Linked DNA regions of Mus musculus: region 2 is linked to region 1. A link is a loop called in an ENCODE intact Hi-C map of the cell type or tissue named here. Cell type or tissue: left cerebral cortex. All regions are shown on one strand. Each heading gives the region's core, and the rest is flanking DNA. Links, peaks and the distances in the headings are about the cores only. Region 1 holds the start of Rbbp8nl (RBBP8 N-terminal like). Region 2 has its middle 19 kb from the start of Bhlhe23.

Region 1 (15,435 bases), core at 2,928-10,927:
CTGTCTCTCTTTCTCTATTTTGTCTGTCTGTCTCTGTCTCTCTTTGTCTCTGTCTTTCTCTGTCTCTCTTTTGTTTCTCTGTGTCTGTCTGTCGTCTGTCTCTCTTCTCTCTCTGTGTATAGCTCAATCTTCAGACTATCGTAGGTGTTCAGTCCTTTCCATTCGAGTGTGAACAAGACAGGCTACTCTTTGGTATTAGCTGGTGGGGCAGAGAGAAGAAGGCAGCCCAAGGAGGTGCAATACTACCTACCCTGCAGTGGAGCTGCATAGAGGCTGAGGACAGAGCTGGGATCCTTACCTTGGGAGTAGAGTATTCTTCAGACTCCTGAGCTCTGGTCTCTGTGCTGACATTACTGAGAGTATGGGAGCTGGGAACCAGGGGTCTGGACAAGGTGGGCAGCTGGGGGCTGGGAGTGTAGACAATTTTAGGGCTGAGTGGCAAAGGTTGGCCAGTTGACTTGGAGATGTCCCGACACCGTCCTCGGTCAGAGAGGTCCAGAGGCTTGTCTGGGGGGCAGTCCTGAGTGGCTACATGTGTCTCCTTCCTCTGGGAGCTACCTTGGCCTGTAGTTTGAGGGTGCCACCCATCAGGCTGGGCCTCTGTACTCAGAGCTGGCTTGGGGGCCTCACTGTCAGAGCCCTCAGAATCCGAGCCCGCTGGTGGGGAAGATGGCATCTCTTCTGGTGCAGATGGGACCTGCAACCTGGCAGTGCTTGCCCGTGCCCGTGCCCGCAGGTGCTGCTGGACCAGAAGCAGGTGTAATGCCCCTTCCAGCCGTGGGTCCTGCATGCCCACCAAGGCACCAGGCTCCTCCCATGCCTCTGCCTCTCTAGCCTTCAGGCCTCGGGGCAGGGGGCTATGGGGAGCCACAGCAGAAGCCAGGGGGCTACTGTGGGGGCTCTGCAGGCGCAGAGACAATTGTCGGTTCAGGAGGCAGAGGCGATCGGTCTGAAGGGAGTGTTTCAGGGTCTCATAGGCTATGGCTGATGGCCTGGAGGCCCGTAAGAAGCTAGGAGGAAGAGAAGAGTGATGTTAGTGATCCTTGGCTAGCAGGGACTGGCTGAGTGAGCTCCCAGAGGGAAGACAAAGGTATGCCACTTCATGGAGCAGAAAGCTGAGGCCCGGGAAGGTCAGGCAAGCCACCTGACATCACATGGCTATGGGAGAGGGAAAGCTCTCAGGCCCCGGCTCTGGATGCCACTGTGTATAGAAAGTTTTGCCAAAGAGGACCCAAGGTGGGGACACTGGATCCTAGGCCTTCTCCTGTGTCTTAGTTAGCTTTAAATGTCATTTGATACAGCCTAACTGCTCCCTCAGAAGACAGTGTCAGTTGAGGGACTGCCCAGATGTGATTGGCCGATGCACGGGAGATTGTCTTGATTATTAATTGAAGTAGGAGAGCCCAGCCCTTGGTGGGTAGGTAGATGCTCTTAGCCTGCATAAGGGAGCTAGGTAGCTAGCATCCTCCTCCATTGTTCCTGCTGTATTTCCTTGGCTGTGAGCAAGTCCCCCCTAGAGGTAAGGCTGCACAGAGTAACAAGCAGGCCTGTCTTTACCTTCCTGCTTGAATTTCTGCCCTGACTTCCTTCCAGGATGAACTTTGACCTGTTAGCTGAACAAACCCTTTCCTCCCTTAAGTTGCTTTTGGTCAGAGGTTTTGTTTACCACAGCAACAGAAAGTGAACTAGAAGATCCTGTGGAGGAGGCACTAGCTCCCTGGAGTGTCTGGTCCTCCTGTCCATCCCTCACAGCCCCACTGGCTCTGCTAGGCAGTGAGACTCGGGCTTTACATAGGGCTTCTGAAGTCCTAGCCAAGGTGTATGCATACCAGTGTCCTGACTCCCTTGTGGCCTAGTCACTCAGGAGCTGTGGACCAACCCAGATGTCTAGAAAAGTCAATCCAGGAAGAGGTGGGGTACCTGGAGGGATGCTGAGTAGCACTTCCCAGGCTGCTGACTGCTCCTCTACTATGGGGTACCAGCAAAGAGTTGTTCCCAGTGGTGGGGGTGACACCTCACCTGTCCACAGGGAGACCATGTTCGTACGTTGGGCTGGGTGGGGTGCTTCTCGTGGATGGCGGGGGTGTCCCATCGGCAGAACCGCTGTCTGGTGGGCAGGCCCTGGAGCCAGGCCGCACCACGGCTACCGTTGAATGCAGCTGGTTGGAGATGCACTGTGGGGTCTGTACAGGATGGGTAGGTCAGCATGGCGGGGCACCTCACCCAGGCCTGCCTTCCCCTACTTCATGGGAAGCTCACTATTCCTGTGTGGCCTGGGGATGTGAAGCTGGTAGTGAGTACCTCTCACACAGTGGGATGATATTGCCAGCCCGCTTGCCTGGAAGGCACGCAGTGTGAGGGAGGTCAGGAGTTACATCCTTACCATGTCTAGAGCCCGTGGCTCTGGCAGGTTGGCAGCTGGGGAGACTCTGGACACTGGGGATGTCTTGTGGCTTGATATTTTATCTATGGGAGGAGGAGTGACAGGGAGCTAGGGGGATGCTGTGGGATCCCCCCTGGGTCTCCATCCACCCCCCCCCCCCGTCTCCTCCTACCCCAACCCTGCATACCTGTGCCCGATTGCTCTTCCTCAGCCTCCTCCGGGGCTCCTGGGGGGTTCTCAGTGGTACCCTTCCAGCTACTGGGGGAGGGGAGCGGCAAGGGTGACGGGGGCTCTGAGGTGCCCTCCCAGGCCTGTGGTGCAGTCTTGTCTCTGGAGAGGAACAGGACCAATGATGGCGATGCAGATGCAATAGCGCCTGCCTGGGGCAGCCAGGCCACTCTGTGGGGCAGGGTTCTAGGAAGACGCAGGCCTGCTGAGCAGGTGTCTGGGCCTGTGCCTCCCCACTCACCCCAGACTCCGAAGCCGCTTCACTTCTTCCTTCAGGATCTTGTTTTCCTCTCTCAGCCCATTCATCTCATTGGCTGCAAAGAGTATTGGCAGTGAGAGTGGTAGTGGAGCAGGGGGGGGGGACAGGGATTCCCGAGGTCTCAGGAAAGCCCTCCTTGTCTTGCTCTAGCCTGGCACATTGCAGGAGGGATAGTGTTAAGTAAGCCCCAGTCTGAGGTTTGCAGAATGGATGAAACCTGTACCCCAGCTTGTGCCTAGAGCTCCCCCCCAGGAAGGTCAGGTTAGTGGGGATACCCCAGCCTAGGAGAAGAGACACAGGCTAACAGGGGCCTCCTCCCATGTGACTGGGAACCAGAGTGTATCACATCTCTTTCTTTCCCAGTGGCTCTATGTGGGCTGGGCTGGCCCTGGGGTTCTTGGACTGTGGGTGTGGCTCACTGAGGATGCAGAGATGCTGCAGGCTCTGCAGGTGTGCATTTTCCAGTTCCAGCTGCTTCTTCCTGGCCAGCTCCTGGGTGACCATGCATCGATCGCACAAGCCAGCCCGCAGCCTAGGGACAAGAGAAGCCATGCTGAGGCAGACACTCTGGATCCTTCAGGCCCCATTGCTAGGATGTGTCCTGCCTTTCCCAACTGTGTTCCATGGAGTCCCAGGCCTGCCTCCTGCTGAGGGCTCAGCAGCCCACTGTAATTGTGTTTGGAAAGGGATCTTGCAAAGGAGGTTGGTTCTCTTAAGGTTCTGCACAGTCCTGCAGTGGAGACTCTGGTTTGGTCTGTGCTGAAGGCGCTCGGTTGACGCTGGGAGAGCTCCCTCACCTGTTCTCCAGCACTCGCAGGTTCTCCTTCAGTGCCTTCTGCTGCTCCCGGAGCTGGTGATTCTTGGCAAAGAGCTCCTCTACTCTCTGTGCATCTCTGTGTGGCAAACGGCTGAGGTGGGTTGCTGGTCGTGGTGCCCAGCGTGGCCTGGGTTTGGTGCTCCTCCTGGGCAGCTCCCTGTGGGGACCTGTCTAGGCTTTTCTTTGTGTTACCTTAGCTATGGCATGTATGAACTTTGGTCTAGTTCAGCTACTCTTAACCTGTGGGTTATGACCCCTTTGGGGTGTTGAATAACCTTTTCACACGGGTCTCCTAAGACCATTGGAAAACACAGGTATTTACATTACAATCCATAACAGTAACAAAATTACAGTTATATGAAGTAGCAACAAAAATAACTTTATGGTTGGGGGTCACCTCAAAATGAGGAATTCTATTAAAGGGTTGCAGCATTTGGAAGGTTGAGAACCACTGGTCTAGTCAGAGATGGTCTAGACACAGGAGAGTGACATACAGGCCAACCACAGCAATTGAGGCCACGTGTTGGACCTCACAAATGCTGTCACTGCTGCTTTAGTCTCCCTTGGTTCCCAAGTGGAGGGCCATGTCAGACCGCTTGAGACTGATGTCTCAATGGTCTGTCACTTGAGTAGTATGTCACCTTGGCCAAGGGACTCGCTGCCCCCTCCCTGCCATGCTAAACCTCAGTTTCCCTTCTTCATTTGGGACACTGGGTGAGCTGCCATCCTGGGACCTCATGGGCAGTGTTGGTGACTATGGCTTGTGGGGATAGCTGCCCTCCCATCTGCTCCTCTGGCTGGGCTGGGCTCACTCACCGGCACCGTTCTGAGTTCAGTTCTAGAAGCTTGTTCTGCAGACCTGGCAGAGAGGACAGAGAAAGTGCAAGTCAGGCCCCGCCCAGCTGCCCCCTCACAGCCGGGGTAGGGCTGAGGCGGGCCATGGAAACTCTTGCCCTGGTTAGCATCTCCAGACCCCTGATATCCGCCTGACTCTTGGAAGCAGACCCTGGGAAAGGTGTGGAGAGGACACCCCATCTACACCTCTGCCCAGATGTCCTGGTTTCCTGAGCTGTGGCCTGGGACTCTAGCTTAGCATCTGATTAGAGGTTGGTTCTAAAAGTGGCTGGCCATCTGGAGGGGCAGAGTATCCAAGAGGGGCTACTTTTTGAGGGGTAGGGAAGGGAAGCTACATACACCCTTAACTTCTCCTGGACCTGTCTATTGGGTGCATAGGATGGGTTGGGTAGATCTGGTACCTGTCTTTTCCTACTTGTTAGGTTCTCTTTAGTCTTCAAATCAACATAATCTCTTGGGGGTGGGGCTAGCCATCTACTCTCTCAGCAGCTGCAAGTTCTTAGCCCCTGGGGTTCAGAAGCCTCTGCCCTTCCCTGAGTTCCTGTGTACCCAGCCAAGTCCATTAGGTATAATGAGGGTTGCCTGCCAGCCCAAACCAATTGCCAAAAAAGGTCCACTCCTCTGTTAGGGAGTGGCCTAGTCTCCTCTTGGTCAGTGCTGACTCCAAGTCTCCCAAGCTCAAATCCTATTAACCCTAGCTTGAATCCCCAAGTGCACCCAGTAGGCATTTTTTTTTTTCTGTTGCTTCTGGAACATTCCCCATAACACTAGCTGTGTGATCTATAGGCTTTCAGAGCAAGTCCCACGAGACCCTTCTCTCATTGACACAGTTCTTTGGGAGCCAGTGAGGCTGACCCCAACCAGGGTAGGTCCAGGGATTCTGAGGAAGACTTCTTCTCTGAGGCTTGGGGGAGTGTCTTGCTTCTTTGACCTTCATGTGGCCCTTTCCAAAGGCCACCAAGGTCTGAACTGTAATCGCAGTGAAGTGGGTCAAGGGAACTCTGACCAGTGAGGAACTTATCAGGGGCTGGAGGGAAGGAGGAGGTCTCTGTTCAGGATCAAAGACACTTTATATGGCCTTAGGACCCTCTAGAGTGAGCGACCTCTCCCTCTGGGTTATGAGCTATTAGGCTAGACCTGCCAGCCTTCTGACAGGACACAGCAGGGACATGCTTGGGGGCTGGATGTAGCTTGTGGTCATGAGGTGTTGCTAGTGACCCCTCAACATGCCCCTCTCCTGATCCACACCATAGGGCATGGTCTAAAGATATTCTGGGTAAGGGGGTCTAGGCTGGGCATCCGAATGCTTTGCAGCTTGTGTTCTCCAGTCAAGGTTCTGTTCTCCAGACAGACTCCCTGTGCTTTAGAGAGGATACTTGGAAGTTCCCTGACAGGCTAAGACCCCCAAGACCACTTTCCTATGAGCACAATGTTCACTCACCCAGGACCTCTTTCTCATGGGCTTCCTTCAGCCTGTTCAGCGACTCCATGAAGCTATCCATGACTCCTTGTACGATGGCCACACTGCACTGGCTGTGAGGAGGCCTGGGACCTCTACTGCCCTTCTGTGTCCAGCCTGCAGAGAGGGGAGTGGGAAGAGGGTTGGTTTAGGTAGGGGCTATAGTCTGGAAGGTATGTAAACTTTACACACGTGGGGCACATCTGCTCCCTGTGAGGGGCTGTTGGGGGGAGAGGCAGAGAGTGAACGGATAAAGGCTGGGGATGAAATGATTAATACTAGAATATGCATGGGGTCAGAGAATTGGGTATAAGCCTTGGCTTCTGGAGGCTGGGCTAGGGGTGGGGAAAAGAGACAGTTGGGGATCCTGAAGTATAATGAATTCCACTTCACACAGTGGCTCCCGTGGCCACAGGAACTCACTGAGCAAAGACAGCTACACCTATGGAACGAGGAGAGAAACCAGGAAGGAGATGAGCTCCCAGACTGGTTTTACAGACTCACCTGGCGTTCAATTGCCCCATAGCTGGCTACAGTGGTAGAGGTGACAGTTGGTGGCTCTGTGTTTGGTGGGTGAGCAATGTGGGAATGAAGAATTGGGAGACTAACCACCCCAAGGCTGAGGGCCCCAGTCTTAGCTTACGGGACTCTAGTTGCCTTTTTCTCTCTTGATTTCAATACAGTTATCACTTTCAACAGAACCATCTAATTCTCAAAACATCTCAAGGGATTTCTCTCCTAGTGGGAGATCTAAGGTTCAAAGAGATTCCATCTCCATCTTTTTCACTGGGGGTCGGGGGAAGTAGATTTGAATTCAGACCTTGCTCATTCACCCGGTGTGAGCCTGGGATGTTTTCCATTGGGCCTGTATGCTCAGCTGTGTAGGCTCTACCTTGCTAAAGGCCCAGAGGGTGAAACCAGCTGGCTGGGACAAACAGGGCTAGGAAGGGGCTGAGCCGAGACACCTGTAATTCCACCCAGACTTGCCCAACGGGTGGCTCTTCCCAGGCTCCTAGCACCTGCTCTATGGACTGAAGCAACTCTTGCAAGGGATCCTGAGGTGCCTGTAGGCTTGGGAGATACCTATTTGGGATCTGGGTCCATATGCTGCCTTCATTGTGCATTGCGGCCCATCTTTAAGCACACGGCTTGGCTGTGACTCTCAAGGTCCCGAGGGCAATCTTGCATTTTCTGCTGTTCACTGGCTTAGTTCCCTCAGATGTAGATGGTGCATGCATCCTACCCAGGGACCCATGGCCACGACAAGACCAAGCAAGATTGTCCTGTTGCATATTGGGTAACAGTGCTGTAAACCGACAGCAGATACATATGACTCAGATGAAGTAGACCCTACCATGCCTGGGTCTAGCTCCCACCAGTCTGGAGTGTTGGGGGTTTAGGCAGCGAAAGGAAATGGAGGCTCTGTGAGTCTAGGCTAGAGATGGTGACCAGCAGCTTGGGAATGAAGGGAACTCTGCAGGTGAGTGTGGGTCCTTTTAGAAGCCAAGGCTGTATTTTGCATCCAGGTGTAAGGAGCTATGAAGGGGACCAAGCCTACAAGAGTAAGTCTTGGTGCCACCTTAAATCCAGAAGGGTGATACCCAGGAGAGTGTGAGGGTTTGGACCTGTGAGGTGATGGGAGTGAGCTGAGACCTCAGGGTCCTCAAGAGGGCAAGGGGACCCCTCACTCTCGACATCCAGGCTGGAAGGTCTGTGAGGCACCGCATTCTCAGGAAGGAGGGGCTGAGGGACAAGGCTGCTGGATCGGCCTCTGCTCCATTTGTTGCTGCTCCTTGGGCAGTTGAGGAGGCAAGTACAAAGTTGGGAGCAGCTGCCACCTACACAGACCTTCAGGCCTACTGTTGCCTCCCTTTGTCTGTGAGGAGTCAAAGCTGCCGAGAGGAAGGAGGCTGGATGTGAGGTATGGCTTCTGTGTGGACAGGTGGAGTGCTCCTCAGACCAACTCAGTGCAGTTCCCGGGAACCAAATAGAGCATGCCCCTGAGTTGAGCGCCTCCCCTGTCAGAGCCTAGGAGAGAGAGCGCAGCAAGGAAGCCTGAGGGACAGCAGAAGCCTTCTGTCACAGTCCTCACAGGGAAGACACACAGTAAGCTCTACCTGCTTCCCAGGAAGCCTACTTGAACCTCAGGTTCCCTCCCGTTCCTGCCCCTCCCAGTCCCTCACTTGCTCCAAGGATCCTTACACATCTCAAGGGCCCCTATTTGCAACTCGGGGTCCCCATCTACCTCCTAGGCCACCCATGTGCTTCGTGAGGCCTCCAGTACTGCAAGGGCCCTTACTTTCCTCTCAGGAGCCCTACCTGAACCTCAGATCCCCCCACACCTGTTCAATGGGGCCCCTATCTGTTCTGTAGAGCTCCCACCTGATTCTCAGGGTCCCCACCTGCTCCTCAGTCTCACCTGCCTCCAAGAGAGCCCACCTGAACCTCAGACCCTTCACCTGCCCCCCACAGCTCCCCTTGAGTGGCCTCTGAGAAGAGGCAGGGATTTTCCAGTCAGTCAGCAGGTCAGCAGGCTGAGGTCCCCGAGGAGAGCTCCTACCTCAGCCCCGAGTGCTGGCCTGGGCTTTGAATAGGCTTCTTGTCCTTCTTAGTCTTGGGTCAGTTGCTTTACCCCCTGAGCCCATGTTTCCTCATCTGGGGGTAATGACGCACCCTGTCCTATACTGAGTTTTCTGTGAGACTGACTCTCACTAGTATTAAATGGTCCAGGCAGAAGGCAGGTGGCACAAACTCTGTGTGTGACAGAGGGAACCCTGAACCTCTTATCTCCCTCACGTATAGACCCCTGGCAGCTAACAGTGCCCTCCCTCATTATGACCAACCGGAATCTCACAAACAAAAAGACCTTTTTTGGGAAGTCAGATCCATTCCCGAGTTTAGAGAAGAGGCCTGTCATCAACAGTGGTCACAAAGTGCTTACTAGTCCATGGGTCTTGGTGACCATTCCCAGGGAAGGTGCCATCCATTCCTTATAGATAAAGACTCATGGTCCCATCTGTGGCTCCCAGTAAGACTAGTGTCATTTGGCCCAGTGGCAAAGCCCAAGTGTTAGGTCAGTGGCCATATCTGGGTGTTGTTCTCTGGGGCAGCTGGAGCCCTGGACTCCTCCTGTTGACTGGCCATGTCACTGGTGGGTAATGGCAGCTGACTTCATTCCCTCTCAGGAGTGCTAAGTCAGAGGAGGCCAATGACAGCCACCCTGTCTGATTGTCCTTAATGCCTAGCCCCCTGTCTTTTATCAGGCCCTCAAGGGACGAGGACTCTCAGCAGACCTGGTTTTGTGTCTTTAAGGATGGTCTGATGGTCTGGTCTATTCATCTAGACCAGATGTGGCCTACGTAGCCACAAAAGTCAGCATTGACCACAGCGGTGGTAACAGCAGCAGTTGCTGTTGCACATTGTACCTCTGTACCTATATTTCACTAGGGATTTTCTGGCTCAGGCAAGCTAACATCGTCCCAGCGTTTAGCCAAGGAAGCCAAGCTGTTACTTGGCCTACCTTGGCAGGGCCAAGCAACACCACCAGAACGTGGTTGGAGCCCATTTGACCTTGGAGGATGTACTGAGCATCTCATGCTATGGAATCAGCCTGCAGGCATGGGGCAGACCAGAGGCAAGAAGGCAGAAGCTGGATTTGAACCAACCAGAGTCTAGCTGGTCCATCTCATCTCATTCTCTGTGTGGGATGCTGCTGTGACGGACAAAGCATCCCACAGTGGTTTCAGACAAGCTACTTGTCTGGTTGTGCCTTGGTTTTCCCATTCATAAATCTGGTAGTGGTGACTGGGGAGGCAGAAGGAGCCTGGTATGTAGCGGGAGCTTCCATGTGTGCTCCAGAGAGGGCTGGGCAGGGAACACAGTGCTTCTAACCCATGTGTTCCCACATCTCATCATGGTCACCCATAGAAGCTCCTATTTGATAGAGACTTGAGATCAGAAATGTTATATATCTACAATCACCAGCTCACACGAGATATGGCCTAGACACAAAAAGACCTCCTAGCAACCGCTTTGGTCAGTCGGGTGGTGGGCTTTATCGAGAGACGCTTTCTTGGTGGCTTTGGATCTCTCTGATACATAGGCCCCGATAGACAGGCAGCCACCACAGACAGAACAACGCTTTCAGTTTGAGAAACCCACATCTGAGTCCATGCCCAAAGTAAACGCCTTTGCACAAGTTCAGCCCATCCCCCCGCCACGCACACCCCTTGCACGGGGTTAAGGATGGCTGTGTACACACAGGCAGGTGGGCACGAACATTTGCACGCCCCATGCTTGTGCGCACACTGCCTACCAGGGCACAAGTAAAAAAATAAGGCAGCTTAGGTAACAGGTCAGGTAACAGAGGGCCCTGCAACCTGACTCCCGCCTTCCAGGCCTGGGGGCGGGGGACGGAATAGGCTAGTGATTGATCTTACTGTCTCCCAATGCCTGCTGAAGTACTTAGAGCCACTGCCTCAATCTTAGGGCCTGACAATGTCCCCAGGCATGCTCTGAGCTATGGGTGGCTGGACCTGGCTTTGTGCTCCTTTCTTTTCCGTGGCTGCAAAGTCTCTGGACCCACAAGGAAGGGGACAGTGAGTGATCCAAGACACAGTGCTGGCCACCAGCCTATTTCTAGGTCCTGGAACCCCTTGCAGAGATGGGGGCCACAGTGTCATACCTGGCTTTGCTTTTGCTGCACCCAAATTGCTGCCCAGGAAATCCTTGAGTCTTCCTCCTCCTTGCTTGGTCCCCAGGACCAGGCATCAGGTAGTCCTCCATACCACACACAGTGAAGGCAGGCCAGCCTGCCTGTCCCTGCCTCCCGCCTCCCAGGCTTTCTGCTTCCTGTCTCCGGCCTCCTGCTATGAAGCCTGAGCTGGGTCTCTAGCCCCCTTGGTGAGCACCCCAACGACTCCAGTCCACCCGGCTCCTGGAAGGGCCCTGTCTGCTGTAATCGTGTACTCACATGGCCACTTGGCCAGCCTTGGACCTCCAGGGGCCTCGGTCCTCAGTGATCCCCACCCGGGAGAGATAGGAGCGAGCAGTATGAACTTGCAAGACAGAATTTTGACCAAACCCGCCTGACAGGTTTCCGATTCTCCCAGCCGGGAGCTGCAAGGAGGCAGGGACTGACTAAAGCCGCCAGACTGGTCTGGCCATCTCTGGGAGAGTGGAAGAACCGGCTGGCCATGTGCATAGAGCTGAATTGTTTCTCCCTAATCCGAGCCGCCTGGGTGCCTCAGCTTGACCATCTCCGCAGCATCCTGTGTGACTCTGGACAGGAGTACTGGCCAGCCCAGAGCACAGGCAGGCTGTGTGGGCCTTTATGAAGGAAGGGGAGATGCTGTTGGCCTTGCCACTCGGGAGTCAGATGTTTAGAGGACCCTTATGCTATCTACATCCAGCTTGCCTTGGGTTGACCTTGAGCAGGTGAAGTTTTCCTGTCTAACCTTTATATTTTTAGTCTGCGGCCAGAATGACATTGGATAGATAGAGTTCAATAGTCCTGACTTTGTGGATTAAACAAACAAAACAAAACAAAACAAAACAAAACAAAACAAAACAAAACAAAACACCCAGGGTGTGAGCCTCTGGAGACTACTATTTAGAGACATCACTGGGTCTGGGGCTCTGCAGTACCCATTGTGGCCTTCCTGAGACAGACAGCTGGCTTCTGCTCATTGGTAGAGGTGGTTAGGGGCTAAGCCTCAGGTTGTGGGTATCACAGTGGATGGGCATCTCTGGATTTCAGGATGACCCTGATGAGTAGAACCATGGCGTGACACATAGGGCAGGGGCTGGCTTGGACAGTGACATTGTGGCTGCACTCCTGCAGGAAACAGAGTCCTCTGAGGCTATGGATGCCCTGCCCCCTTCTCTCTCTCGCTCACGTGCCTTTCAACATCTCTTACTCCAGCTTGCCTGACTCTGCCCAGAAGCAAGCAGGCTCCCTCGCTCACACACGGAGCCACAGAAGGTAGGTAATGAGGGTCTGTAGAGCAACCACGTTGACTAGGAGAGGAGGAAGTCTTGGGTCTTGAAGGATAGAAGACTTCCTGCTGCTGGCAGCTGGCCCTGAGCTTAGGGTGAGAATGGATGGTCTTAGGTAAGGATGACTGTCTAGGCTCCAGGAAGAGGAAGATTTTAGGCTATAGAGCACTAGAGACACATTGCATATTCTTTACCTTCTGTCTGGACCTTTGTGAGAGGTGTCTGCCTGCTCAGCACGTGTGTATCTGTTCGTTGCATGGGCTCCACAGGAGGGAGAGGGCATGTTCCCTGTGGGCTCAGCCTGAGAGAAAGGGGACTTGTGTGCAAGTAGACAGAGGCTTTGCCTGTTTTTGGCTAATGTCTGAAGTGCACCCCCCCCTCCCCCAATATGTTGACTTCTTAACACCGAGGCTGTAGTACTTGGGGACTTGGGTGGCAATCGGGACATAAAGGACAGAGCCCCATGAATAGCACCAGTGCTCTTACAGAGAGCAGAGAGCTCTGCCCCACTTTGCCAGGTGACACAGACAGAAGGTTGTCATCAGATCTGCTTTTGGACTTTCTTCATCCAAGACCACGAGAGGTATACCTTTGTCTTCTGTCGGCCCTAGCCTAAGACATTGTGCAGCAGCCCCTGGCTCAGCCAGGTCTGGTGCACAAGTCTTGGCATTTGAAAGCAGCTGGCTGTAGTTCCTCAGCTCGTGACTGTTCGATAGGTGCTATGTTGTGCTATGTGTATGGACTTTTTCTGATGTGTGTGGCAGGGTCTACAGGCTAGAGGCTTTGTGTATCTGTCTAGGGGACTGTACATACATTCCTGGGGGCTGTGCGTGCATGCCTAGAGGTTGAATGTGCATGTCTAGAGGCTGTGTATGCATGCCTTGGGACTGTGTGTGCGCATGCCTGGGGATGTGTGTACATGCCCTGGTGTGTGTACACAGGTCTGGTGAATTCTCTGTGGGGAGGAAAAGCCACATGCTTCATGCCAGCAGTGTAGGCTTATCTCTCGACCAGAGCTGAAGTTTGGACCCTGCAATTCTGTCCCGTTTCCTTGGTCCCCAGGTCCTGCCCCAGCCAGTTGAATCCTAGCTCTTCTGTGACTTGGGTCACAATCTCTCCGGGCCAGGGACTTGTCTGCACAGTATGCTTTGTAGGCAGCTCAGAAGGAACCCTGAGGTGAGGTTGCAGCTAAAGCTTTTGCCAGGGTCTACCTCAGTAGGCACTCAGCTGTGAGACCCTGCTTGGGGCTTGATGGATAAACAGGGAAGTGGTGTTAACCAGTGTTAACCTGTCAGTAACTTAACAGAGACTGCTTTCTCAGAGGTCAGTTCACACACACTGGCTCTGCAGCCCAGCAGCCAGACTGATGTCCTGGCAGCTGTATTTATTTATAACCAATTGCAACTGGGCTGGCCAGGGAATAAACAACGGAGCCAAGCTCTGAAATGGAAAACTCCTCGCTGATCCAGAGGCTGGGTTCTGATGTCCATGCCTCTGCTCCACGTGAGATGGCGCAGACTAGGTGGTAGAGAACAGGATTTCCTCAGACAAGCAGCCCAGGAACTGGCTTCTTGGGTGATGGGACTGTCAGGTTCTTGGTTGTGGTTGTGGGTGGACTCATCTGGGCATATTCATCCTGTAATTAAACACTATTGGCTTAGTTTAATACAACTGGACTTTAATGGCTGAATTTTCTTTTTCTTTTCTTTTTTTTTTTTTTTTTTTAATTGTGTTGGGGGTAGAACCCAGGGCCTTATACATGCTGGTCTGTGGTTCTGCATCCTCTGTTTTCTTCCTCTCAGCATGTCCAAATGCAGCACACTGGGCTGGAAGGATGAAGTGGAGTCTGGGCCAGGCAGGATCCTGGTCTGGCTGGGAGTGAGGTGGTGGGTCAGATGGAGGGGTGTGTGTGTGTGTGGGATGGGGGATAGGGGTGGTAGGGGTAGAGGGTGGGAAGTAGGGGGTGGGAGTAGGGGGTGGTGTGGTGGGGGGGTAGGGGGTAGTAGGTGGGGGTAGAGGGTGGGGAGGGGAGAAGGCCTTTTCCTGGGATCTTTCAGGCAAAGGCCTTCTCTGAGATTTTCAATGAAACGGCTCTCTGAGACGACCTTAGCTTGTGCGTATTTCTTTATTGGGGTGGGCATGTACCCATACACTTTATTTGGGGTGAGACAAGGGTTATATAGTTTTGGGAAAGGGGGTGAGGGTGTGGTCAAAGGTCATTGAGTGAAGACTAAGGCACTGAGTTGCCTCATTAGCATGGGGAGGCATTTCAGGAATCCCAGGTGGAGGACTGCACCACATTCCTCAGGTGGTGTCCCGGATCCTCCAGAGAAGTGGAAGCCCGGAGGACAAAGGGAGTCCGAGCTCAGGGCTGTCCGTAATGTCAAACTTCCACCTTGGCAGCAGGGTTTCCCTACACTGGTCCACCACTAAAGCTACATTCCCAGCTCTTAAAAAAAACAAACGGAGGAGCTGGGCGTACGAAGCTCAGTTGTAGAGTGCTTGTACATCCATGAAGCCCTGGCTTAATGCCCAGCAGTACAGAAAACCAAGTGTAGTGGTGCAAGCCTCCATGAGTTTGAGGCCAGCCTGGGCTACAGAAGACCATGTCTCAAAAGAAATATTTTTTTATTTTTTAAATTTGAGACTGGGTGTAGCTCAGGCTAGTCCTGAACTTTTCCACTGGGATTACAGGTGTGCACCAGGCCTAAATTGGTCTCCCCCCTTGCCTCCCTTCCTCCCTCCCTTCTTTTGTTTTCTCCCTGCCCCCTTCCTTCTCTTTCCTTCCTCCCCCCCACCCCCCTGACCCTTTTCCTTTTTTGTTGAGAAGGAGCCCTGCTATGTGGTCTAAGTTGGTTTTAAACTCCTGAAATCAAGTGATCTTAAGAACTCCTTACTACAGGTGTACACCATCATATGAACTAATAAAATCAGGCTTTAAAAAATTAGTAAAGAGGGCCAACGGGAGCAAGTGGGGTTGACAGGAGTGGGCAGGACTGACCGGATTGAGCAACCTTCATTCCCAGCAACTACACGATGGCTTACAACTATCAGTACAGCTACAGTGTACCCATATACATTTAACAAACAAACAGGCTAAGGGTTGTGGCTCGGTTGGAAGAGTGCCTGCCTAGCATGCATTAAACCCTAGGTTTGATTCTGGGCACTGCGTAAACTGCGTGGTGGATCATGTCTTTAATCTCACTTCTTAGGAGGTAGAGGCAGGAGGATCAGAAACTGGGCGTCATCCTTGATTACACAGATAGTTTGAGACCAGCCTAGCATACATGAAGCCCTGACTCGAGGAACATATAGAGCTACATTTTAGAGTAGTGCTAGGGTCTTAGCAAACACAGCCTCCTCCACTCAGACTTTCTCCCTCCAGTGGTCCTTGTCATACCGGAGCCAACATCTACTCACTGTGACCTTGTTAGCAA
Region 2 (15,435 bases), core at 4,698-12,697, 470 kb after region 1:
TAAGCAGAGGCATTCTTCTCCCTCCTCACTGGAGTGTCAGATGGAAGCAGACAGCTGCATGAGGTGCCTGGAGACCCTTGTCTCCTGTAAGAGGGCAGGAGTTCAGGTTTTGTTCTTCATCTGGCAAAAGTGGTCAATGGAACAGAACATGCATGGGAGAGTATTATAAAAGAGTGTGCATAGGAGAGTGTGCATGGGAGAGTATTATAAAAGAGTGCACATAGGAGAGTGTGCATGGGAGAGTGTGCATAGGAGAGAGTGCATAGGAGAGAGTGCATGGGAGAGTGTGCATGGGAGAGTGTGCATGGGAGAGTGTGCATGGGAGAGTGTGCATGGGAGAGTATTATAAAAGAGTGTGCATAAGAGAGTGAGCATGGGAGAGAGTGCATGGGAGAGTGTGCATGGGAGAGTGAGCATAGGAGAGTGAGCATAGGAGAGTGAGCATGGGAGAGTGTGCATGGGAGAGTGTGCATGAGAGAGTGTGCATGGGAGAGTATTATAAAAGAGTGTGCATAAGAGAGTGAGCATGGGAGAGAGTGCATGGGAGAGTGTGCATGGGAGAGTGAGCATAGGAGAGTGAGCATAGGAGAGTGAGCATGGGAGAGTGTGCATGGGAGAGTGTGCATGAGAGAGTGTGCATGGGAGAGTGTGCATAGGAGAGTGTGCATGGGAGAGTGTGCATGGAAGAGTGTGCATGGGAGAGTGTGCATGGGAAAGTGTGCATGAGAGAGTGTGCATGGGAGAGTGTGCATGGGAGAGTGTGCATGAGAGAGTGTGCATGGGAGAGTGTGCATGAGAGAGTGTGCATGGGAGAGTGTGCATGGGAGAATGTGCATAGGAGAGTGTGCATGGGAGAGTGTGCATGGAAGAGTGTGCATGGGAGAGTGTGCATGGGAAAGTGTGCATGAGAGAGTGTGCATGGGAGAGTGTGCATGGGAGAGTGTGCATGGGAGAGTGTGCATGGGAGAGTGTGCATGAGAGAGTGTGCATGGGAGAGTGTGCATGGGAAAGTGTGCATGAGAGAGTGTGCATGGGAGAGTGTGCATGGGAAAGTGTGCATGAGAGAGTGTGCATGGGAGAGTGTGCATGGGAGAGTGTGCATGAGAGAGTGTGCATGGGAGAGTGTGCATGAGAGAGTGTGCATGGGAGAGTGTGCATGGGAGAATGTGCATGGGAGAGTGTGCATAGGAGAGTGTGCATAGGGGAGTGAGCATAGGGGAGTGTGCATGAGAGAGTATTATAAAAGAGTGTGCATGGGAGAGTGTGCATAGGAGAGTGTGCATAGGGGAGTGAGCATAGGGGAGTGTGCATGGGAGAGTATTATAAAAGAGTGTGCATGGGAGAGTGTGCATAGGAGAGTGTGCATAGGAGAGAGTGCATGGGAGAGAGTGCATGGGAGAGTGTGTATGGGAGAGTGTGCATGGGAGAGAGTGCATGGGAGAGTGAACATAAGAGAGTGTGCATGGGAGAGTGAGCATAGGAGAGTGTGCGTGGGATAAAGAACATAGGAGAGTGTGATCTTAGAAGAGTATGAATAGGAGAGTTTGTGTAGGACACTGTGAATATATGGCTGGACTTTTTACTCCCCTTGTGGTTTCAGAAGATAGACCATGGCTTCTGCAGCTTCCCTGTCCTGCATGTTTCTGGGATTCTCAGCGTTGGGATCCAGCTGTGAGGAGACTCTTATGACCTCTTCCAGAGACCACCTGGAAAAGCTGGCTCAGGCCTGAGCTTCTGACTGAGAGAACACAAGTATATGGTTGTTGGTGTTTTTTCTTTTTTTAAACATAATTTTAAAACATAATTTAGAATGGAAATGCATGTGTGTTAAGCTGCTACAAAACTTGTTATGTTAAAAATTATGTTAAAAACATAAAACATTCAAAATTATGTTTTCTTTTTTTTTTTAAAGATTTATTTATTTATTATATATGTAAGTACACTGTAGCTATCTTCAGACACACCAGAAGAGGGAGTCAGATCTCGTTACGGATGGTTGTGAGCCACCATGTGGTTGCTGGGATTTGAACTCAGGACCTTCGGAAGAGCAGTCGGGTGCTCTTACCTGCTGAGCCATCTCTCCAGCCCTCAAAATTATGTTTTCAACATAGTTTTTAAAATGGTTAAAACACTTTTTTGAGACAGGGTTTCACTGTCCTGGACCTCTGTAGAGCTCTGTCTGCCTTTGCCTCCTGAGTGCTGGGATTAAAGGCATGCACCACTACTGCCTGGCTGATTTAAATATATGTGTGTGTGTGTGTGTGTGTGTGTGTGTGTGTGTGTGTGTGTGTGTGTGGTGTGTGTGTGTGTGTGTGTGTGTGTGGTGTGTGTGATGTGGTGTGTAGTGTGTGTGTATGTGTGTGTGTGTGTGTGTGTGTGTGTGGTGTATGTGTGTGTGGTGTGTGTGTATGTGTGTGTGGTGTGTGTGTGGTGTGTGTGTGGTGTGTGTGTGTGTGTGTGTGTGTGTGGTGTGTGTGTGTGGTGTGTGGTGTGTGTGTGGTGTATGTGTGTGTGTGATGTGATGTTTACTTATTTTTAATGTATGTGAGTGAGTTTGTGAAGCACATGCACACAATCCCCATGGAGGCCAGAGAGGGTTGCAGATCATCTGGGACTAGAGTTGCAGATGGCTGTGAGCAGCCCGTGTGGAATTGAGAACTGAACCCTTCTTCTCTGGAAGACAGCAAGTGCCCTTAGCCATTGAGGAGACTCTCTAGCCCAAGGAATTTGGTGGGTTTTTTTTTCTTTCTTGTTTTTGTTTTTGTTCTTTGAGAGGTCTTTCTATATAGTCTTGGTTGTCCTAGAACTCACTATGTAGACCAGACTGGCCTTGAACTCCGTGACCTGCCTCTCTCTGCCTTCTGGATGCTGGGAGTAAAGGCTTGCGCCATCATACTCAGCCTTTTAGTTGGGGGTGGGGGGGCGTTGTTTCTTAAGTAGTCACTGCCACTATAGATTGGGAGGGGGAGCTCACAGGAAAGGAAGGGCCAGGACCAGCATCCTGGTACCAGACCCAGTGCTGGGTTCAGATGCAAGATCACAGGCTACAAAAAGTAAGGAGAATGCAGGATTAGGTAAGGTGCTGGAAAGAGGGTGTCTGAGCTGTGACAGTGACAAGCTGAGGAAGAAGGACAGGAGACTGCTCTACAGGGGTGAGCATTTCCAGGGGACCCTGGTGGCCAGAGAGCTCAGCATTGCTTGAGCCTCCAGTTCGGTCCAGTGGCTAACATCCAGAGCTCCTGTGCTCTGTGGCTTAGCTTTCTCACAGTTGTAGCTTGGAAGGAATTTAGCCAACACTCATAGTTTACCTTATCTTAAAGCTGTGCTCCATCTTAGCAGAGTAGGCAGCCAGATCTCATAACTACTTCAGGAAAAAGGCTTCAGCTGAGAGAGGCTGTGTCAAGGTCATGCTGGTAGAGACACCACTAAGCATGCAAGATATTTGACATAAATTATAACCTGTCCAATAAAACTGTTTAATTCATTTAACATTCATTACCATCCTCCAAACCCATGAGTGGCTCCCATGTTCCCACCTTCTTTGGGCCAGGTGCAGGATGGAAACATATCCTAACATTTCCCTGGGCTCATGGAGAACAACAAGACTGAATCCGGCCCTGCATAGGGTCACAGGGAACCTTGTGTCAACTGTAGAGCTAGCAGCACTGGTCATACAGACCCGCCTACACCCCAGTTCTGGCTGTACACAGAAGGGGAACCCTAGGATTTTCCAGTCTTCTGTTCACCTGATCTAAGAGCCATGTGCCTATTCCATAAAGAGAATTAAAACCTTCCTTTTGGGCACTCCCAACAGGTAGCACTCTCGGTCTCTGGACCTGACGTCAGTCAGGGTTTTTGTAACCAGCAAGCCAACCTTCCAAGTCTTTGAGACTAGAGCCTAGGCTGCCGTTATCACTCAGATGACCTAGCACAGGTCTGACTCCCTCTTCCTGAACTAATCTCAGTCATTCCAGCCGAGCCAATGTGGGAACTTAGGGATAAACCCCCAAAACTCTTGTGTCTCCGGTTGTCTGGGTCAGGTGGGATGTATTGTTTTTGTACTCTGTCAGGACAGAGCTTGGTGATGGCTCTGGAGAAGGGACCACCTCTATGGGATTCTGAGAGGGCTGTGATCTCTTTTGCAAACCATTAGCTTCCTTCTGCCTGGTATTCTATGGGGCTTCCAGCATTTCCCCCTTATCATGTTTAATTGGCTAAAGGAGCTATCACCAGGATTCACTTCTAAATGACAAACACATAACATGCTTTGGCTATTGGGTTTGGATCAGAGTTGACTGTCCATCTCATCCACCCCTTCAGAGTCCACACTCTCCAGCCTGATACTCTGTTTGGTCTTAACTCTAATTCTTATCTTGCAGTTCCTTCATCTGTCTGTCTTTAGTGGACAGCAACTGACCCTTCAGCCAAGGCAGCCAAGAACAAGCAAAGTCTTGGTTGTCTTTGGGGTTCTGTCCCTCTGACCAGCAGCAGTCAGGGATGTAGCATCCCCCGACCCCACTCATGTCCATTGAGCTTTGCTCTAATGAAGGCTCTCGGCCCTCAAATCCAATGTTCTGTCCATACTGAGTAGATTGCAGGCAGCGAGCTCCTTGGGCCAGTCTCTTAGCCCATTTGTTCTTGGGAGACAGATGGACACTTGCATCAATCTTCCAGCAAAGGGGACCCTCTCCCTCCTTAATTAGCTCCTCTGCTCATCCACCCGACCTTACCCTGGGCCTGTCTGTCATGAGGAATCTTTGGAATTGATCTTAATTGACAGCTTCTTGCACTCTTACAGAGATAGAGGAGCTGCAGCTGCCTCCCGGTGGATGGAGAACTGGCCTGGTCATGTTGTGAGGACAGGACCACTGGGGACAGCCTTTGCCCAACCCTGGGGGATTAGATGTTTTCTAGAGCTGACCATTGGATTCTTCCTCTGTGGCAGGGACAGTACTCTGAGTATGTCCATAATCATTGTATCTGTGGTCCTGCCCACAGTAGTGGCTCCAGGAGGCAATGGCTATACTTCCATGTCCGTACCACATGTGTGGTCCACTAGTTCTTACCCCAGGAGGCTCTGGATTCCTCTCATAGCCTTGTCTTGCTATTCACAAATCCTTGCGTCTTCATCTCACAAAGGCAGGGTCGGCGAATGTTTGCTTGCGGGCAGAATTCAAAGGGGTTTGAAGAATAAATGTTTTCCTAAGTTTTAGCTGACATTTAATTTTAATGACTTTCTAAACAAAGTAACTATGGGTTGAATGCCTTTTCATGGTTTGCTGATGTCTGACAGGTGTTTTGCCCATGTGGGAAGCAGCTGTGGAAAGCATTTTCCTAATAGCTCATAAATAACAAGCACTTAGCATCTCTCTTTGTAGGTGGCGCTGCCAATGGCCAATTTGTTCCTCAGAAGTGCCCACGTTGGCCTGTCAATCAGTTTTTGCCGTAGGCACTTTTTGGTGATTAGAAGCCCCTTGGAGAGTGAGGACTCCAAATTAGTTTTAAATAAAAAATAAGAATATTCATGTTGCTGAACATCTAAAGGCAAGGCAACAGCAGAATTGGACCAGTGGCTCTGGTCCCAATGCTATGGGGGAGAGGCTGTGGGCCCAGACCCACTGGGGTCCCCAGGGACCAGATGTAGGCAGGTGACACAAAGAGCCATCAAAGTGGGGGTGACAGGCTCAGGACTCTCTCAAATGGAAGGAACATCATGGATAGTACATCACTGTTTCCAAACACGGCAGCCACAGGAGAGGGCACCGCTGTGTCTCAGGACAGGACATAATTGGCAGGCTCTAGGCAGGAGTGTTTCATGTTACTGAGCTTTTGCTGGGACATGAAAGCTCATTTGAGGAGCAGGGAGGGAGCAGCCCCATCTCCTTGAAAGAAGAACAAATGTTCCTTTTGAAGAAGTTGCACTGAGCAGGACCAGCTCCTGCAGCAGGATGGACACTGTCTGTTCAGAACCCAATTCCTAATGGGGAGAATAAGGCTCAGAGGAGGTGGGCCCCTGGCCGAGTCTGCAGCTTCTGAGATGCAAACAAGGGCTGAGGTCCAAGTTTGAGTCCAGACTCCCAGCAGGACTACAGCAAGCCACCTCAGAGGGGAGTGGGAGGATCAGTAACCCTGGAGCTCCAGAGAGGACCCAGAGAGAGAAGCCTAGATCAGTGTAAGCCAGTCCCGAGAAACCAGCTCAGGAGTTGTTGGGTCCAAGGAAGCTAAGGGCTGCAGTTTCAGGGTCCAGATGCCAGCCCAGGTTGTTTGACCCTGCCTGCGTTTGTCCCTTTGGCAGCTGAGAGCAGTGAGTGACCAGCATGGCTCCCAGCGGCGCCTGGTGCTGTCCGAGGTGCTGAGCCTGTACCATGCCCAGCTTAGGGAGACAGGAATTCCTATGCAGCGACGAATGGTGGCTGCCTACACTTAAAGCCAGAACAGAGACTGGTGGCTCAGACCCATTCTCAATGAATAGCTTGTGATGTGATCAGGCCTCGTGACACACTGTGAAGCCCAGTGGTAGCCTCTAAAGGTGACCAAGGAGAGCTTGTGAGAGCTGGCACCTTCCCGCCTGTCAGCTCCGAGCAACAAGGGATCAGCCCTGAAGCTGCCACCCCCTGGCCTCCTTGTGACCCTGAGCTGGTTTCTCAGGATGGGCTCATGCTGACCCAGTCTTCTCTTTCTCTGGGACTATTCTGGAGCTGCAGAGATACTGACCCTCTCGCTGCCCTTGGAGGTGGCTTGCTGTAGTCCTGTTGGAGCTTTGGACTCAAACTTGGACCTCAGTCTTTGTTTGCATATTAGAAGCTGCAACTTGGCCAGGATCCCATTTCCTCTTCCTCTGAGCCTTAGCTGGCCCATCAGAAATTGGTCTTTGACAGGCAAATGCTCTTCAGGAAGTGGGTAGGTTGAGGCAGGCAGGTGTAAGCGAGTTAGTAAGCAGACAAAAGGGTATGTGAATTTGCAGCAGGCATCTGTTGGCAGGGCTGCCTCCTGGGACATGCTTACAGGCTGTGTTTCTGGTGATGCCAGCTGCCTCAGTTTCCCCTTTTCCTCTATAGCAGTGCACTACTGGGCAAAACCCAGACTTCAATCCATTCCTCACTGTCCCTCCTCTGACCTCCACTCTGGCCTGGCTCCCTCACCTCTTCCAGCTTCCCGAGGCTGCTGAAATGTCTTCCTCTTCCCTCACATGTGGTATTGTGCTGACTCAGCCCCTCTCACACCCTGTTCCGTTGCCTAGGGAACCTCTTGATTCTACTAGGGTTTGGCCAGGGTATGCCCTCTGTGGGACATGGGTCAGTGCAGTGACCTTTGCCCTCTCTGGTAAGTTGCAGCTGCTACAGTCAATATCTTATCATTTCTGTCTTGAAATTGCTTAAGAAGATGAAATGTTTTTGAATTGTTCTGAGACTATAATATAATTGTAATACACACATGTAGGCAAACATGCATATACATAAAATGAAATCCTTTAAAATAATTAGGAAGGGAAGAGAAGGAAGAGGTATTTTTTTGTTTTGTTTTGGTTTTTGGTTTTTGGTTTTTTGAAACAGGGTTTCTCTGTGTAGCCCTGGCTGTCCTGGAACTCACTCTGTAGACCAGGCTGGCCTCAAACTCAGAAATCTGCCTGCTTCTGCCTCCCAAGTGCTGGGATTAAAGGTGTGTGCCACCACGCCTGGCTGAGCACTGGCTATTCTTAACCAAAAGACCCAAGTTCAATTCCCAGCACCCACATGGCAGCTTGCAACTGTCTGTAACTCCAGTTCCAGGGGATCTGACACCCTCACACGAACATACATGTAGGCAAAATACCAATGCACATAAAGTGAAAATATATAATTAAAGAAAATAAACACATGTGCCACCATGTCCAGATAGTTTTTTTTTTTAAGATTTATTTATTATATGTAAGTACACTGTAGCTGACTTCAGACACTCCAGAAGAGGGTGTCAGATCTCATTACGGATGGTTGTGAGCTACCATGTGGTTGCTGGGATTTGAACTCCAGATCTTCGGAAGAGCAGTCGGGTGCTCTTACCCACTGAGCCATCTCACCAGCCCTGTTTTTGTCTTTTTATTTGTATGTGTGGCATGTGTGTGTGTGTGGTGTGTGGTCTGTATGTGTGTGGTGTGTATGTGTAGTGTGTGTGTGTGGTATGTGTGTGTAGTCTGTATGTGTGTTTGGTGTCGTCTGTGTGTATGTGGTATATGTGTGTGATCTGTGTGTTGTGTGTGTAGTCTGTGTGTGTATGTTGGTGTGGTGTGTGGTCTGTGTGTGTGTGGTATGTGTGTGGGGCATGTGTGGCATGTGTGTATGTGTGTGTTTTACATGATAAAGTGTGTGGTTAAGCCTCATTTCAGCTGCACTGAATGAATTATAATCGTGCAACTGGCACCCCGTTACTAGATTTTTTTTCACCTTTCCCAAAATATCCACTACTCAATACCAATCACTCCCATCTCCTCTTTACCACCCTGGCAGTCCCTGGTGGCCTTTGGTGGCCATTCTTGGCCCCTGTGGGCTCACCCATTCTCTGAACTTCATAGAAACAAACAGCTAAGAACATTATTAGCCTTTGTGTCTGGCTTCTCCTCCCAGCACATCTCAGGGCTGTTCTCTGCTCTAGTAAGCCGGTGCTATCAGCTTTCCATGGCTGCGTAGTCCACTGTGGCTTGTCCCTGAAGGGCATTAGCTGGTGTGCATCTGAGTTAGCTGTTCCTGTGGGAGCTGGTGACTGGCTAAGCACACTGAGGGATGAGGCTGTGTGTGCCCAGCATTTGTCTCAGCCTCTTTCTAGCTGTGATTCCCAAGCTCACAGATTCTTCCAAGATCTTTGGCTATATGCTGAATTAGAAGGAAGTCACAGAAGACCATCCATCCTGCTCTAAGATGCAACAGATCTTGATAGACAGATAAGAACAGGTTCCTACCAGTCCAGGGCTTAGCTATCATAGTGGATCCTATGCAGTCTGGGGACCCCAGTTGCTAGGGAATACTTTTTTTTTCTTGGTGTGAATGTCTCTATGGCAGTAGGAGTTTCCAGCTAGGTCCCTGCTACACCACTAAATATTTTAGCAAAGGAACATTTTTTTAACCGAGTGGCCAGATGTCCAAGTTGACAAAGTGCTTAAGGCGTTTGCCTGATAAAAAGCCCGATCCCCTGCTAGACGGAGATTGAAAACTTGCCCGAGGCGAGTGTGTGATATTAAAAACATCCCTGGCTCCTTTGTGCAGTCTCTGTGCATGGAGGTTTGAAGTGGGCATCCATCTGTCGCCGCAGCGTGGCCTGACACTCAACAAAGCCCGATCGATCTTGGAGCAGGGCGCGCTGCAGCAGTAGGACCATGAGGCCAGGAGCCGCCTCCACACCGAGAGAGCATCATCAATATGTATGAGCTAGGCTGTGGCTGGTGAGGCTGAGATGGGCTTATGAAGGGGACATAGACTGGTCTGTGGAACACAACCAAGCCTCTCCCAGCTTTGTCTCCCAGCTCTGTTAGGTGGAGATACTCACCTCTTGGAAAACTATCTCTGGCATCTAGGAACCATCAGAGAACAGGAAGGATCCAATGGAGATTACAGTTTTCTTCTAGGAAGAGGTGAACATGGGTCCAGGGCCTGGTCGAAGTCAGATGTCTATCCAGACAATGAGGGAGGGGGAAGAGAGAAGGCCCTGGGAGGGGCTAGGGTAGCTGAGGTTCCCAGAAAGAGTCAGGGACAGCCCACACCAGGACAAAGAGCGGAGAGTGTCTGTGGAGATCAGTGGAGCACCTGACCCAGCTATGGTTTAGTGTCCAGGGAATTGACTTTTAAACGACTGTATACATGTGGCTACATGGAGGTCCCCAGCACTGATGGATCAGGACACACAGTATTATTGACATGGAAACATCCTATGATGTTTCTATCCTAACAAACAGTATAGTTTTGTTTGCAATCATTAGCACCGTGCCATTACGATGCTAGTGACCATTTGTGTGCTTTCTATGGGCAGCCTGTTATTTCACTCGGCTCTGACAGACCCTCAAGATGAGGACAGAATCTTCTGCCTTTTGGTTATTGCATAGACTGGACAGGAAATGGACTCTGCCTCCGAATCTCTGGCTCTGCTGTCCCTGCCTGGGAAAAGGTGGCTAGTTTTGCTTCCTTCTTGGTCACTGCACAGACTCAGTGGACACATTTAGCTCTGGAGGAGTCTGGTGACCAAACAAGGATCCAGTGTGAATTCCAGAGCCTGGCTAACAGGGCAGGCTCAATCTGGTTGCTCAGCCTGCACGTGCCCTGAACCGTAAGATCTCCTCCACTTGGCTCATTTTGATGTGAATGAATATATCCTTCCCTGACTTCTGAGCGTGAAGGCTGATAGATTCCTGGACTTAAAGGGAGGGAGCAGTCACTCAGGTGAGGTGTGTAAGCACAAGTGAAGTGACATGTAAGGCAGACCCTGATTGGGAAACAGGCTTAGCTGAGGGTCCTTAGTTTCCTTTCGGTTGCCGTGATACAGCTCTGACCAGAAGCAACTTGGGAGGAAAGGTTTTATTTGGCTTAAGTTTCCAGTTTACAATCCATTACTGAGGGAAGTCAGGTGGGAACTCAAGCAGGAACCTGGTACAGAAATCGTTTCTGCTTTGCTCTCAGGCCTACTCGCCTCAGGGTTATAGTGTCTAGCTTTCTTCTTTATCTTTAGATTTATGTGTATAAGTGTTTGGCCTTGTATGCAATGCCACATGTGTTCCTGTGCCTGCAGGGTCCTGAAGAGCATATCAGAGTCCCTGAAACTGGAGTTATAGCCACCATGTGGGTACTAGAAAACAAAACCCGGGTCCTCTGGATGACAGGCAAAGGCTCTTAAATACTGAGCCATCTCTCCAGACTGTTTGTTAGCTTTCTTATATAGACCAGAAATATCTGCCTAGGGATGGTACTTCCCACAGTGGGCTGAGGCCTTATGCATCAATTCATAATTAAGACAATCCCTCCCAGACATGGCCATTGATGACCCTAATAAATACAATTATTCAAATAGACTCCTTTCATGAGGTGACTCTAGGCTGTATCAAGTTGACAGTTAATGCTACTGGTGAAAATGTGCAGATAAGACAGTCAGATGAGGCATACAGATGAACTAGTTACTGTTTGCCCTGCAGGGGACTCACCACCAGGCCAGATTACAGGTTCTCAAAGACACAGGGCTGGAGAGATGGCTCAGTGGTTAAGAGTACTGGCTTCTCTTCCAGAGGTCCTGAGTTCAATTCCCAGCAATCACATGGTGGCTCACAGACATCTGTAATGGGACCTGATTCCCTCTTCTGGGTGTGTGTGAAGACAGATCACTCATATACATAAACATATATAAATATTAAAAGAATAACTCATCAATCTCAGTATCACTTGGACCAGCCCTGTCAAAGCCCTCTTGTTCATTCTTTCCCAGAAAGGTAGTGCTGCCCATGTCTCCAAAGTTCCCTTCACGGTGTACCTCTGGTGACCATACAGAATCTATGTGAGAGGTGAACATCCAACCTACATCCAGCTTTTTGATGGGCTTTGTCTACCTTGAAAATACTTCTGAGCCTGAAAAATTGCAAATAAGCAGGAAGCTGGCCAATCAGGCTGGTTGGAAACAAGGATTTAGGGCTGCAGATCTGCTAAGGGCATCATGATTGATGGAGAATCTGCAGGGCAGGTCTCAAGGATGCATGTGGGGAGATAATCGGAGACAAGGGATGCTAGAAGGGGAGAAGATGGGAAGCATGCAGTGGGAAGGGGAGCAGGTGGGAAGGGAGCAGGCAAGAAGAGGAACATGTGAGAATGGGAGCAGGTGAGAAAGGGAGCGAGTGGGAAGGGTCCAGGTGGGAAGGATGCAGTAGGAAGGGTAACAGGTGAGAAAGGTGCAGTTGGGAAGGGTGCAAGTGGAAAGTGGAGCAGGTGAGAAGGGGAGCAGATGGGAAAGATGCAGGTGAAAAGGGGAACAGGTGAGAAAGGTGCAGGTGAAAAGGGGAACAGGTGAGAAAGGTGCAGGTGAAAAGGGGAGCAGGTGGAAAGGGAGCAGGTGGGAAGGGGAGCAAGTGGGAAGGGAGCAGGTGGGACGAGGAACAGGTGAGAAGGGGAGCAGGTGGGAAAGGTCCAGGTGGGAAGAGGAGCAGGTGGGAAAGGTCCAGGTAGGAAGGATGCAAGTGGTAAGGGGAAGGCTAGCAGATGGAAAGGAGAACAGGTGGTAAGGAGAACAGGTGGTAAGGGTGCAGGTGGTAAGGAGAACAGGTGGTAAGGGTGCAGGTGGGAAGGAGAGCAGGTGGGAAGGGTGCAGGTGGGAAGGAGAGCAGGTGGGAAGGAGAGCAGGTGGGAAGGAGAGCTGGTGGGAAGGTGCTACTCCCTTTCCTTTCACCTCTTTCCTATACTATTTATTCCTGTATGCTTCCTTCTCTCCTCTCTTCTCTCCCCTCTTTCCCTTCCTTTCCTCTGTTCTCTCCTTTCCATTGGAGCAGGCAAGCACTGTATCCTCTGGCTATTGAGGGTTGAGACCACCCTCCTGACTACTGGCATTCAATCTGTATAGAAAGCCTGGCTACTTTCTTAGGGTGGCTCCCTATGTGCGTGCAACCTCTGGTAACCTTCCATGCTGTGAGGCCAGGATGTCTCAAAGTGAGTGCCTAGGGAAACCAGGGCACAGGGAAGTTTGCAAGGAATCTCTTTCTAGAAACCCTCCAAGGTGCCACCACAATCCTGACTGGACTAGGAAGGCCATTTGTCTTCTGTGGGTGAGGTTGGGTTAGGGAGATCTTGGTTCATGTTCTTGTCCCTGGAGGCAGTAACTGAGAGATCTGAGACGAATCCTCTTGCCTCTTCCCCTGTGAGGTGAGAGTAACAAGATATGACTATATGATTCTTGTCTCATGGATGCTTGTATTTCCAGAGCATGTGCCATGCGCAACCATAGCACTGAGCCCACATGGCCTTAAGATATCTCCATAGTTAGCTCCTGAGCAGAAAGCAGAGAGACTGCTGGGCTGGCAAGTGTCTCTGTGGTCAGTTCCTGGATCAGGTAGTCTCTGTAATGTAATGTGTGCAATGTAAGCTGTGTGACCTTTTGCCCTCACATGTAGGGATAAGGTTAGGGACACACAGCTGGCCAGCTGTAAGCCTCCAATTCCTCTAGCAGAATAAAGTCAGAGGAAAGACTTAATGTGCCCAAAGGAGGAAATTTAAACTGGTACCCAGTGTGAGCCTGAGGCATAGCTGAATGACTAATTCTACACAGAACAGAAGGATCTTCCTGAGGCTGCTGGTGGAGGCCCTGGAGCTCCACAACTAAGTATCACACACTGCAACTAAGTATCGCATACTGATTGGCTGGGAACAAAATTGATTCTCTTACCCTCAGAGGCAGAAACCTGAGTCACTGGGGGCAGATCATCCCTCAGTGCTCTTCTGCTGCTGCTGGCAGTGGTTGTCAATCCTCCTGCCTGTCTCTTTCTCTCTTTCTCTCTGCTCTATCTGTAAGTCATTGTTCCCAAGTGGTTCTGTCCCTGAACTCCTGCTGTGGCTCTCACAAGGATGCATGGAACAGGGTAGTAGGGGATACTGCCTCCTCTCCAGATCTGCAGCTTTATAGCATTTCATCAGACAGGTTATAGTCACAGATTCCGGAAGCAGGGTGGTAGTCTTTTCTGGATGATGCAGTCCCATGTATGAAGACTAGTCTAAAGTGCAGTGAAACCAAGAGAGGGAAGCTGGTCCAGGGTTGTGCAGGGATGTGTGTATGGGCCTGCTGGGGACTCACTGAATGTCCCTCTTCCTGGGTGGCAGTAGGGCCAGTGGGTCCCATGTTTGGACAAGAGGAGTATGAATATGAGGCAAAGCAATAGGGTTTATTCACTGGAATGTGCTGGTTTCTCTTAAACCCACTTCAGTCTCACACAGCCTCAGCTTCATTACTGGCTGGGAGAGCTGCATGTACCACTTTGATAAATTTTTTATTTTTCACCTATAGTTTTCTGGGAATTTATGTAAAACACCCTACCAGAGTCACTTAGCGAACATCAACAAAGTTATTGCTCATGGTGGCTAAGGTCATATCATACCAGGACCATATATGCACATTTTGGGGATCATCACTTAGCCCATAACAGTATCTACAATGGTAGAGGAAAATTTAGAGATTAGAGGCATGTGGGGAAGAGGGCCTCTCCCTTGTCCTATTAACTATTCTAGAGCACCTTCCCTAGAGGCCCATGGTGGCCCGTTCACATGTCCTTCCAGAGATTTTTATGTCTGGGGTACTGCCCCTTCCTTCAAAGTGGAAAACAAGCTAGCATTGTGACATAGGCCTTTAGTCCTAGCACCCAGGAAGCAGAGGTGGATCTCTGCAAATACAATACTAGCCTACCTAGTGAGTTCCAAGCCAGCCAAGGTTACAAAGTGGGACCCTGCCTCAAACAATGAAAACAATCCAAAATGGAGACCATACATGCTGCAAACAATACTTCTGCGTATGTGTTCACTCAGGTCCTAGAACTGTCAGCACCAGAAAGACAAGGTGGGTGGCTGATATTAATGGCTTGCTGCATAGTGCCCTCTCAGTGAGTGGTCACGTCATTTCCTTTAGTGGTTGACTGAACGGAACTTACTGGCATCCAGTCACCTGTGCTGCTTGGGCCTCATGCTGGGGTCTGACAGTGCAGAGGGCAGAGCTACCTATTGTCAGTCTGTGTTAGCTCTCCACCCCAAGACTAGATGGGTTCATCCTTCTGAGAAGAACAAGGGTAACAGCAGTAGACATGTTTGCTACCACTTCCCAAGTGGTATTAGTGTCCAGAGAACCATGTGTAAGGCATTTGTTTGTGCATGTGCATGTGTGAGCACACGTGTGTAAATGTGTGGGTGAGCATGCATTCGTACGTGCAAGTGTAGGTATGTACCTGTGTAGACTTGTGTGGACTGCATGTGGAGATAGATGAACATTTGTGTATGCATGTGTATACAAGGGCAAATGTGTGTGTGTGTGTGTGTGTGTGTGTGTGTGTGTGTGTGGGCAAGCACCACACATGGCTATGGCTTTTGGGTCCTGGCTACTTGAGAAGAAGGAAGAAGATAGTAAGCTGAATGTAAGCCAGTTTGGGATACAAGGGCTTCACCAGGCATAGGTGGCTTGTGACTGTGTGACCTAAGCATTGTCCAGGTCCTGGTGGCTGTAAAGGGACCTGAGCATGGCTCAAGACTCTGCTGTCACCACCCTAAAATCCTTAATGATTTTAGAATGAGAGCCCCCACTTCATTTTGTGATTGGACTGCAAACCTCCAGCCCCGTTCCCAGCAGCACAGGGAGCAGGGTTGCCTATCATCTTTCAGAGGAAGAGAGAGCAGAGCGTTTTCTCTGGGGGCCCTGCCATGTGAGTTCTCATTTAATATGTGTAATGTGCAGAGAAGCAGGTCA

What was found. A loop is a pair of places that touch in the nucleus more often than their neighbours do. Peaks named below come from ENCODE experiments on the same cell type or tissue, not always from the same donor. Only the 100,000 strongest peaks of a DNase experiment are listed, where the experiment ranks them.
Region 2: it touches region 1 in a loop (2.4-fold over the local background); 2 of 42 quality-filtered maps call a loop at or near these places.

What each region holds. Positions count from the first base shown.
Region 1 is chr2:180,278,804-180,294,238 of GRCm38, forward strand. Rbbp8nl (RBBP8 N-terminal like) reads right to left here and starts at 11,076. Exons shown (of 13, transcript NM_173031.3): 1 at 10,974-11,076; 2 at 5,984-6,118; 3 at 4,504-4,546; 4 at 3,668-3,763; 5 at 3,290-3,402; 6 at 2,853-2,925; 7 at 2,571-2,713; 8 at 2,384-2,466; 9 at 2,020-2,183; 10 at 299-1,010. The coding sequence starts at 6,044. It overlaps Gm29943 (a long non-coding RNA gene), which reads left to right and starts at 11,892. Exons shown (of 3, transcript XR_867153.1): 1 at 11,892-11,984. In left cerebral cortex, for the core only: no CTCF peak of the experiment used is centred there; no DNase peak of the experiment used is centred there.
Region 2 is chr2:180,749,747-180,765,181 of GRCm38, forward strand. No RefSeq gene overlaps it. Among named protein-coding and RNA genes, the nearest start is that of Bhlhe23, 19 kb to the right of the region's middle. In left cerebral cortex, for the core only: no CTCF peak of the experiment used is centred there; DNase peaks (open chromatin) are centred at 8,799 and 9,317.